2 separate regions of the Homo sapiens genome follow, and region 1 is linked to region 2. Evidence: read pairs that join two places in POLR2A ChIA-PET (ENCODE). Cell type or tissue: GM12878. All regions are shown on one strand. Each heading gives the region's core, and the rest is flanking DNA. Links, peaks and the distances in the headings are about the cores only. Region 1 holds the start of MANEAL (mannosidase endo-alpha like). Region 2 overlaps LITATS1 (lncRNA induced by TGF-beta and antagonizes TGF-beta signaling 1).

Evidence for each region. ChIA-PET counts read pairs that join two places held together with the same protein. Peaks named below come from ENCODE experiments on the same cell type or tissue, not always from the same donor. Only the 100,000 strongest peaks of a DNase experiment are listed, where the experiment ranks them.
Region 1: POLR2A ChIA-PET joins it to region 2 with 12 read pairs; 6 of 35 experiments call an interaction of 5 or more read pairs at or near these places.

Annotation. Positions count from the first base shown.
Region 1 is chr1:37,791,525-37,794,429 of GRCh38, forward strand. It overlaps MANEAL (mannosidase endo-alpha like), which reads left to right and starts at 2,323. Exons shown (of 4, transcript NM_001113482.2): 1 at 2,323-2,905. The coding sequence starts at 2,659. RefSeq lists silencers at 2,230-2,279, 2,540-2,659. In GM12878, for the core only: no CTCF peak of the experiment used is centred there; no DNase peak of the experiment used is centred there; H3K4me3 peaks cover 702 bases; H3K27me3 peaks cover 128 bases.
Region 2 is chr1:37,461,546-37,464,450 of GRCh38, forward strand. All of the region lies in intron 1 of LITATS1 (lncRNA induced by TGF-beta and antagonizes TGF-beta signaling 1), which reads right to left. Among named protein-coding and RNA genes, the nearest start is that of LITATS1, 11 kb to the right of the region's middle. In GM12878, for the core only: no CTCF peak of the experiment used is centred there; no DNase peak of the experiment used is centred there.

The DNA.
Region 1 (2,905 bases), core at 281-2,780, 330 kb after region 2:
TACTAGCCCTGGGTCAAACTGTCAAGGCCAGGTGGCAGTGTCAAGGACTCCAGGCATGGCCAACAGGGGACACAATTGTTTCAGGGCATCCCAGAAATAGTGGGATGACTGGGAGCTGGGGAAACCTTCCCACTATTTTTCCAAAACCTTCACCACCCATTCCCTGTTCTCTTAGTTCCTCGTTAATGATTCTTTCTGTTTCCTTCTTAGACTCTCTCCTTCCTCTGCCTGTCCCAGAAATGCTGGTGTTCCTGAGAGTGCCGTCCTTACCCGTTTTCTTCTCTTTCTTTCTTTCTTTCTTTTCTTTCTTTCTTTCTTTCTTTTTTTGAGACAGAGTCTCGCTCTGTCACCCGGGCTGGAGTGCAGTGGCGTGATCTCGGCTCACTGCAACCTCCGCCTCCTGGGTTCAAGTAATTCTCCTGCCTCAGCCTCCCAAGTAGCTGGGACTACAGGCGCCTGCCACCTCGCCTGGCTAATTTCTTGTATTTTAGTAGAGATGGTGGTTTCATCGTGTTGCCCAGGCTGGTCGCAAACGCCTGAGCTCAGGTAATCCACCTGCCTTGGCCTCTCAAAGTGCTGGATTACAGGCTTGAGCCACTGCACCCAGCCTCTTCTCACTCTTTCTATTCCCAGAGTCACCTCACTCTTTGGTAGACATGGTATTCTCTCCAACATTTAACCCACTCCACAAATGTAATCTCATCTAGTCATGGTAATTCTATCCCCCTCGGCAATAATTTGTCTGGCATAAAAAGGCCTAAACCAGATTAGACCAAGGAGATTCAATGAGATGTTTGTTTAGGACTTCTGGGAAAGAGAAATCAGTCTTACCCTTGCCTGTGGAATGGGAAGAGCAGTCAATAGCCATAGCAGCCATTTTGTGGCATGAGGGGAACTGGGTTTGTATATGAAGTCAGTGGTGGGGAGAGTAGAGCAGTGAGACGGGAACATCTCAGGTTCCTAATGACATTGTTGGATCAGAGAAAATACCCACTCTGCCCTGCCACTGGGCTCCTTGCTTTGCAAGTTGATACACTGGCATATTCCTTAAGTCAGGCTGAATCGGGTATGGGCGACCTGGAGCTGAAGGCATTCCACTTCATTCACATTTACCACCATAAGGTCTCTCAAGCTCACTTTCCTCGGCTGCAGGTCTACCAACACTTCCCAAGCTCCCTGCTCCTCTTCCTGGGTTCCCTACAATTCATTTTACTTAACCAATAAGAACTGGGTGCCCGCCATCATCCCAAGCTCTGTTTTAGACATGCAGACAGGGAATGAAACAAAGTTGCTGTCATTGCGGACCACTGAAGGAGGCATATGATAAACAAAACTATCTTCTGAATAAATGAAGTAATGAATAATGCAGTGTAGGAACTCTATCAATAGCGAGTGAAAAGCTTATTATCTACAGACTATCACACCAGGGGCTGGTACTCACTTAAACGGCACTAGGAAGTGAGTGTCAGATGCTGTTCCGGCAGCCCTTGGCGTCTAACAAGGTAAATAAGACGGGGCCTGTCCTCTGGAGCCCAGAATCCAGGAAGAAAGGCGCACATGTATTGAGCGCTTGCTTTTCAGGCCCCGTGGAAGTGCTTTACGGGAACCATCTCATTTAATCCTCCCTGACTCTAGGAGGTTCTCCCAGGAGAGACCGCTCCAGACGACATCAGGCCTACAAGCCAAGAAATGCAGCAGGCCTCTAGAAACTGAGAAAGACCCCCAGATGACAGCCAGCAAGCAAATGGGGGCCTTAGCCCTGCAATTGTATGGAACTGAATTCTGCCATTGAGCTGGACGTAGATCCGTTCCTAGAGCCTCCAGAAAGGAGTGTAACCTGCCAACGCCTTAATTTTGGCTTCGTGAGATTCCAACCAGAGAACTCACTAAGCCACACTGCGACCCGGCAGGCTGGGCAGTGCAGCGAGCTCTGGAGAGTGCGCCCTGACCCGGGGTCCAGGCCCGGTCAGTGTGACCTTGCGCGAGTCACGGTCGTCCTCCGCCCGCCAGGCCCCGGACGGCGTCTGCAGGGTCCGATTCCTGGGGATTTCCCGACGCCCCTTCCCCCGAGGTTCAGGGGCTGCCTGGGGTGCCGGGGAGGGGGGCCGAGGGATGGGGGACCTGGGGCTAGAAGGGTGGCACTGAGACCCGTAGGGAGGGGGCCAGTGAAGTGAGTAAAGGTGGATCGACGAAGAAGGAAATCCTTGGGGAGAGAACCACCGACGCGCGCTTCTTTCCCCCCCCCGCCCCGCCTCCGCCCCCGCCCCCGCCGCGCCGCCTCTCTCCCGCGCTCCGGAAGGCCTGCGTCCCCGCTCCCCAGCCAGGCGCCACCACCTGCCGCCCAGGCAGCCAGGCGACTCTTCTTTCGCGGGTCACGCGGCCTGACTCAGGCCCCTGCTCCTGTGGCCCCGAAACTCGCCGTTCGCTGGGCCTTGCGTTGCACTCGGCGTGCAGTTCCCCCTCGGCTCGCGGCCACTTGGTCCGCGCCGCCTGCGTCCTGTGTGCCGAGCCCGCCCGCACTGCGGGGACAGGCCGGGCGCCGCCCACGCCGCGCTCTGCCGGGCGCACAGTCTGCCTGGGAAGCGCGCGGCCGGGCGGGCGGCCATGGCGCGGCACGCTGGGAGGTAGCGCGGCGGCTGCAGGAGCGCACAGTCGGCCATGGCCCGGCGGCGGCGCCGCGCCTGCATCGCTCTGTTCCTGGTGCTGCTCTTCGCCTTCGGCACCCTCATGGGTCTGCGCACGCTCAAGGCTCCGGACGGACTCCCGGCGCTGGGCCCGGGCCTGGAGCTGGCGCCCTTTGAGCGACGCCCAGAGGGGGCCCCCGCGCCCGCTGCCAGGGCCCCGGCAGCCCCTGCCGCGCCGCCCCCGCCGCCGCCGCCGCCCCGCACCGCGGACCCTGGCGGCT
Region 2 (2,905 bases), core at 243-2,742:
GCATCCCCAAAAATTCGTATGTTCAGGTCCTATGCCCCAGTACCTCAGAATGTGACCTTATTTAGAAATAGGGTCATTGCAGATGTAATTCATTCAGATGAGGTCATACAATATGACGAGTCCTTATGAGAACAAGAAATTTGGACATAGACATATACACAGGAAAAACACCATGTGAACATCAAGGTAAACATTGGGGTGATGTTTCTCCAAGCCAAAGAATGCCAACGAATGCCAGCAAACCACCAGAAGCCGTGGGAGAGGCATGGAACAGGTTCTTCCTTACAGCCCTCGGAAGGAACCAATTCTGCTGACATCTTGACCTTGGGTTCCCAGCCTCCAGAACTGAGACAATAGATTTGTTGCTTAAGCCACCCAGTTTGTACTTTGTGATGGCAGCCCTACCAAATCAACAAACTCTAACTCAGCAAGAGGAATTTACCCTGCTACGTATTTGCACAGTTGCAAAGTGATACACAGACGGAGGCATACATTGCAGTATTGTTTGTGATAGTAAAGACTGGAAAAAACCTAAATGTTTATCAGCCAAAAACTGCCTAAATAAACTATAGTACATCCTTCCAGTGGAATATTTTTCAGCTGTTAACAGTAACGAGAAGCTGGGTGTGGTGGCTCACGCCTGTAATCCTAACAGTTTGGGAGGCCAAGGCAGGAGGATCACTTGAGCCCAAAAGTTGGAGACCAGCCTGGGCAACATGGCGAAACCCTGTCTCAACAAAAAATACAAAAATTAGCCAGGGCTGGGAGCGGTGGCTTATGCCTGTAATCCTAACACTTTGGAAGGCTGAGGCAAGTGGATCACTTGAGATCAGGAGTTCAAGACCAGCCTGGCCAATATGGTGAAATCCTGTCTTTACTAAAAATACAAAAATTAGCAGGGTGTGGTGGTGGGCACCTGTAATACCAGCTACTCAGGAGGCTGAGACAGGAGAATCACTTGAACTAGGGAGGCGGAGGTTGCAGTGAGCCGAGATCGTTCCATGGCACTCCGGCCTGGGCAACTGAGCAAGACTCTATCTAAAAAAAAAAAAAAAAATTATTAGCTGGGCATGGTGGTGCATGCCTGTAGTCCCAGCTACTCGGGAGGCTGAGGTGGGAGAATGGCTTGAGCCTGGGAGGTTAGGCTGCAGTGAGCCAAGATCACACCACTGCACTCCAGCCTGGGCGACAGAAGACCCTATCTCAAAAAAAAAAAAAAAAAAAAAAGAGTGGAATAAAACAAAATGTTTAATCAGTCAAAACCTGCCTAAATAAATTATGGTACATTCTTCCAATGGAATGTTTGTCAGCTATTAACAGTAACGAGGCAGCTTAACATGTACTGATTGGAATTATCTCAAAGGTTTATTTTTAAGTGAGAAAAGCAAGGTGCAGCTGGTTATAGAAAGAGCTTCGTTTATATAAAAATAAAGAGCAACACCTCAGAAATAAGAACAAAAAAGGAAAAGAGAGAAAAAAATCTGGAGCAAGATATCCTCAGAAATAAGAAAAAGAAAGAAACAAAGCCAAATATATATGTGCAAACATTTGCTCCTGGACGCATAGATTCCATCTGAGAAGAGACATAAGAAACTGCTAACTTTGCTTGTTCCTAGATAGCAGAGCCACTTCCCAGGACCAGGACCAGGGGAAAGGGATCCTGTTTCTACCATAAATATCCCTGCACCTTTTGAACCTCTACCTTGTTAATGGATCACCTGTTCAAAAAAATTTTTTTAAACCAACTTTTTTTTTTTTTTTTTTTTTTTTTTGAGATGGAGTTTCACTCTTGTTGCCCAGGCTGGAGTGCAGTGGCACGATCTCAGCTCACTGCAACCTCCGCCTCCCAGGTTCAAGCGATTCTCCTGCCTCAGCCTCCCAAGTAGCTGGGATTACAGGCATGTGCCACCTGGCTAATTTTGTATTTTTAGTAGAGACGGGGTTTCTTCATGTTGGTCAGGCTGGTCTTGAACTCCCGACCTCAGGTGATCTGCACACCTCAGCCTCCCAAAGTGCTGGGATTACAGGAATGAGCCACCGCACCCGACCAAAAAAAAAATCTAGAACTTCAAAAATGAACATTTTAAGAGAAAATGTAGTCATTTTAGCTTTTCATCTTTTGGAAATAACAGCTATTCATAGCTGAAATGGGTTGTTTGAGGAGGTGATATCTTCTCTCTTATCTCTTCATTTAGAAACCAAGCACAAAGTTTGTTTTTAAAACAACTAAATAAATCACAAGAATGAAGTATAAGATGCAAACGTTCTAAACCACCATGAATTGCAAGTATATTTATTTTTGTTTTTGTTTGTTTGTTTTTTGAGACGGAGTCTTGCTCTGTTACCCAGGTTAGAGTGCAGTGGCACAATCTCAGCTCACTGCAACCTCCGCCTCCCGGGTTCAAGTGATTCTCCTCAGCCTCCCGAGTAGCTGGGATTACAGGCATGTGCCACGACGCCCAGCTAGTTTTTGTATTTTTAGTAGAGATGGGGTTTCACCATGTTGGCCAGGCTGGTCTCAAACTCCTGACCTCAAGTGATCCACCTGCCTCAGGCTCCCAAAGTGCTGGGATTACAAGCGTGAGCCACCACACCTGGCCTGAAAGTATATTTATTTTTGTAATTCATAGCATGTAGTTAAATTTCGATCTACAATAATAATTTCAGTAAACATTCAGTTCCCAAATCAAGCCTGACAACTTATTTTTAATTTATTTGTCTGTAAACCTTGCTTTTCCTCGTAAAATTTAATTCTTTCTTCCCTAAAACTCTCCTGACAGATATAAATTCTATTAAACAGTAGGCATCCCTTTATTAAGTAGAAAATCATCAAAAGTAGCCTTTAAAAATAATGCATCTTTTTACATATACACTTTCTAATACAATCCTTGGGATCAGACTGATC